Regions from separate parts of the Homo sapiens genome. Here region 2 is linked to region 1. A link is an interaction called in ENCODE POLR2A ChIA-PET data of the cell type or tissue named here. Cell type or tissue: OCI-LY7. All regions are shown on one strand. Region 1 overlaps EZH2 (enhancer of zeste 2 polycomb repressive complex 2 subunit). Region 2 has its middle 83 kb from the start of C7orf33.

Region 1 (2,500 bases):
AGGGTTTTAGTCTTCAGATTAAAGGAATGTAGCATAAACATAGTAGATTTTTATAATTGTTTAATGAGACTGCACATGAAGCTTGGGTATTAAGGGAGTGTTTAGAACTAGGGGCTATTGGAATGGTCAAGGACCATGGATATTGTTCCATCCAGACCCTTTATTCACACCGACTTTAAATATATACACTATTTAACAAATGAAAAATGGAAAAACAACTCAGTGGTGGTCTTTTTCAGTGCAAACAGCTATAACTTCGCTGTTAATACTTCCATTTCCTTGTCTATATAGTAGGGTAATAAGGTGGTTGTGAGGGTTGAGAGTCAGTGAGATGCCCAGTACAGCCCTTGCCACGTATCTTTCTGCAAGTTTTTGCATACGGTGATGAGTGAAGAACCTCCAAACCTCTCTCTGAAGGTCAAAACCGCTTTCCGGGATGCCGCTGCAAAGCACAGTGCAACACCAAGCAGTGCCCGTGCTACCTGGCTGTCCGAGAGTGTGACCCTGACCTCTGTCTTACTTGTGGAGCCGCTGACCATTGGGACAGTAAAAATGTGTCCTGCAAGAACTGCAGTATTCAGCGGGGCTCCAAAAAGGTGAGCAACAAGTCACTTCTGGAAGATTGTTTGTAGTTAGCTATTTAGTGATGCAAATGTCAGGATTGCCTTAGATGATTTAGCTGGGGCAAAAAGTAAAAGTGATCCTTGAAAGGTGCAACTGATGAGAAAGTGTTCATAATTTTCTCTGGGTAATGCACCCTTGGGCAGTCTCTTCAGTTTTATATAGAGCACCATACTCTGATAGTAGGAGAAACCAGCAAATTCTGAGAAGTAGCCATTCATGGTATCAGATTTAGGAATAAGAGGTATTTTTTCTACCTGTTTAATAGATTATTTGAATTTGTCTTTTAGTTAATAGTTTATCTAGTATCCTTAATGCAAATAAATGGTGATTTCTATCAAAATATAGACTCATTCTCATCAAAGAGTATTTATAGATTCCTTGCTATGTAGAGTAAAAGATGAAATTTCCCATGGCAGGTTTTTATAGACTTACTTCCTGTTTGTTTAATAACCTTGAAAAAAACCCAGCTAGGAACTATATATTTTTAGTCTGGGGAATTGTATGTAGGTGAGTTAACTCTATCAGCCAGGAAGTAATGATTGAGCAAAAGACACTTCAGCAGCATGTATTTGGGAAATTTCGTATCTTTTTTTTTTTTTTAGGGCAGATGATAAGTTCTTTCTTCAGTCAGTTCTTTTTATAATAATAGCTGACATTTATTAAGCATGTAAAAATAGGCACTGTTGTGAGTGCTTTAGTGGATTTGTTCATTGATTCTCCTAACCCTGTGAGTGAGGAGTAAGTGTTAACCCCCATTTTACGGGTAAGGAAACCCAAAGTCACAAGACTTGTAAAGGAGCAGGAGATCAAATCCTCCAGGCTCCCATTAACCTGCTCTTATGCTCTGTGTGTGTGTGTGTGTGTGTGTGTGTGTGTGTATGTGGGGTGTAGAGTAGACATATCTTTGTTGTTGGACCATTTATTTATAATTGAGAACACACTTCTTACCAGCAAGTCCCCTTCTACCAGAAATTCTGCTCCAGGCAAAACATTGAAGTTCTCTTGGTTTTGTTTGTGTCTTTGAACCAAAGTCTGTGTTTATGGCAGAGAGTTGTGCAGGGTGGTGGGCTTTTTGTTTTTAGCTTTGACTTTTTTCTTTTCTGTTAGACATTTAGATGATTTTACTCTAGGCAGTTATATGTCCATTTAGGTCATTGGATCACAGTGACTCTGGTTCCGTTTCCGATGGCATACCTGCTCAGACCTAAAAATCTCAATTTCCCCCCCAAACAACTTACCATTGTACTCCTTCCTCACTTTGTTCAGAAAGTGGGCAATTCTATTCATACTGACATGTCCTCTTTGTAAGACATTTTTTAACTCTTAAAAATGTTAAACTATGTAGATACCTTTTACCAGTTGGGTTTCATTTGCATAGCAGTATTTAGCTAATTTAGTTTCTGATCAGAAGGCTATTTGGGAAGTTCACATGACAGGTGAGTGGTAAGATGGTCCAGAATAGGAATAGATAGGAAGCCTTTGTAAAGGTCACAAGAAAATTTTGGATGAAAGCATAATACTGAGCCGTGATGAAAAATTGGCATATGTTGGGGAACACATCCCTAAATACATAATTTATAGCAATGATCATCTTGGCATTTCTGCTGAAAATAGACTACTGGACTGACAAGATCATGATAACACCTCCCGGTAGTTTCTTGTGTTATCCTGAGGAGGTGGGGTGGAAGAACAAATCCAAAGCCAAGCTGCTATGGGCTTCAGAGGGAACCAACGCCAGTGAAGAATCAGGGGGTGTCCTGGGGCTGAAAATGGAATAACTATTAATAGAATCACTTGGGGAAAGTAGAGGGAAAGGTATGGAGAGGAAGAGTGATTTGGTGGTGTCCTTATATTAAATTCAGGTTGAAAGTGAATT
Region 2 (2,500 bases), 310 kb after region 1:
AATCTTCAACACCGTCAGCCATTGGGGAGGTGCAAACTAAACCATAGTGAAATTTTACTCCACACCTATCATAATGGCTTAAAAAATAGTGATAATGCCAAATGATGGTGAGGATGTGGAGAAAGTGGATCATTTCATATATTGCTGGTAGGAATGTAAAATGGTACAGCCACTCTGGAAAGCAGTGTGTCAGTTTCCTACAATACTAAACATGTGCTCACCATATAGCCACGGACAACTGCACTCTTGGGCTTTTTTTTTTTCCCAGAAAAATGAAAACTCACGTTCACACAAAAACTTTACATGGGTGTTCAAAGCAGGCTTTAATCATAACAGTCCCAAACTGGAAACAACACAAATGCCTCTTAATGCATGTATGGTAAACACACTATGGGATTAATACATCCATAGCATGGAATACTACTCAGCAATAAAAAGAAACAAACTATTGACACATGCAGCAACCAGGATAGATCACAAGGGAATTATTCTGAATGAAAAAATAAAAAGCCATCCCCAAAGGTACATACTCTATGATTCCATTTAGATAACATTCTTGAAATGAAAACGTTATAGAGATTCAGAAGAAATTAATGATTACCAGAGGTTGGGGCGGGGGCGGAGGGAGGTGGCTATGGCTACAAAAGCACCTGGGATCCTCCCGACTGAAATATGTCTTGACTGTGGTAGTGGTTACATGAATCTACGCAGGTGATAAAATCGCAGAGAATTAAATATACACACAGAGAAGAGTGTTAGTAAAACTGGTGAAATCTGAATAAGATCCATGGGTTGTATTCATATCAGTTTCCTGGTTGTGCTTTTGTACTATAGTGATGCAGATGATACCATTGAGGGAAACCCAGTGAAGGCTATATGGAATCGGAGCCTATAGTTATTTCAAAAGTTAAAAAAGTTCAATATCTACTCATGATTAAAAAACAAAAACTAGAGTAAAACTCTTAGCCTTCCTGGATTTTAGGAGAAATTCTTTATTATGATGAAAGGCATTGACAAAAACAAACAAAAAGACAGCAAACTTCATAGTTACTGACGTAACGTTAAAAGTATCTCCTTTAAAATCAGGATCAAGATAGGGTATTCACGGCTGGGCATGGTGGCTCATGCCTGCAATCCCAGCACTTTGGGAGGCTGGGGTGGGCGGATCACTTGAGGTCAGGAGTTTGAGACCAGCCAACATGGTGAAACCCCGTCTCTACTAAAAATTCCAAATTAGCCGGGCATGGTGGCATGTGCCTGTAAGCCCAGTTACTTGGGAGGCTGAGGCAGGAGAATTGCTTGAACTCAGAAGGCAGAGGTTGCAGTGAGCTGAGATCGCACCACTGCATTCCAGCCTGGGCGACAGAGCGAAACTCAGTCTCAAAAAGAAAAAAAAGGGTATTTACATCATCACTGTACCGAGGGGCCTACCAAGCCCAGTAAAACAGAAAGATGAAATGAAACATGTAAGAGTCAAAAAGGAAGTAACAGAACTGTCATTATGAGCAATTGATATCATTGTCTAGGCAGAAAATTTAAGAATCTTTATAGGCTAATGTTTTGCATAGGGGAATTTAATGGGTTGTTTCAGAAAAATCTCTCCTTGTTTCTTCCTTCTGCCAACTTGATTCATAACCAGCTTGCAGGTGTAAGAGTGCCACTAGTCATAAAGCCTCACTAAAAAAAAGAAACTCCTAAAATAGGAAATTAAATGAAACAAAGATCACGACCTCATCCTTTGAAGCCCCTTAGCATCTCCATCAAAAATTTCATCTGCCTCCTTATCTCCCTCTAAGTAAGTGTGGACTAGTATTTAAGACACAAAATGATCTATTTAACTTTATGATTTTTAATATTAATTATTAGATGTGATGATATTCACTGTGTTTTGTTTTTTTTTTTGAGATGGAGTTTCACTCTTGTTGCCAGGCTGGAGTGCAATGGCGTGATCTCGGCTCACCACAATCTCCGCCTCCCAGGTTCAAGCGATTCTCCTGCCTCAGCCTCCCAAGTAGCTGGGATTACAGGCGTGCGTCACCACATCCGGCTAATTTTTTGTATTTTTAGTAGAGATGGGGTTTCTCCATGTTGGTCAGGCTGGTCTCGAACTCCCGACCTCAGGTGATCCGCCTGCCTCGGCCTCCCAAAGTGCTGGGGTTACAGGCGTGAGCCACCGCGCCAGGCCGATATTCACTATGATTTAGAAATTCACTTGTATGCAATTTTATCTGTATGACGGTCATACAAACTATTGTAGATTGATGTGCCTGAGAACTTAGCCTCCATTTATGGCATTGTTTCTTTGGGAAAACACATTTTGAGTGACAAACAGTCCTTTGGAATGCAGCCTATTTGTAGGTCAGAGACCTTGGTGAAGGCAGAAGTTAGAGTCCCAGTCTGTGTCTCTGTCTCTGAGACAGAGAATGTGACCTTATTTGGATACAGTTTTTGCAAATGCAATTCAATTAAGGTTCTCGAGATGAGATCATCCTGGATTATA

The links. Peaks named below come from ENCODE experiments on the same cell type or tissue, not always from the same donor. Only the 100,000 strongest peaks of a DNase experiment are listed, where the experiment ranks them.
Region 2: POLR2A ChIA-PET joins it to region 1 with 9 read pairs; 3 of 35 experiments call an interaction of 5 or more read pairs at or near these places.

Annotation. Positions count from the first base shown.
Region 1 is chr7:148,812,055-148,814,554 of GRCh38, reverse strand. It overlaps EZH2 (enhancer of zeste 2 polycomb repressive complex 2 subunit), which reads left to right. Exons shown (of 20, transcript NM_004456.5): 15 at 418-596. Among named protein-coding and RNA genes, the nearest start is that of EZH2, 71 kb to the left of the region's middle. In OCI-LY7, no CTCF peak of the experiment used is centred here; no DNase peak of the experiment used is centred here.
Region 2 is chr7:148,506,206-148,508,705 of GRCh38, reverse strand. No RefSeq gene overlaps it. Among named protein-coding and RNA genes, the nearest start is that of C7orf33, 83 kb to the left of the region's middle. In OCI-LY7, no CTCF peak of the experiment used is centred here; a DNase peak (open chromatin) is centred at 1,435.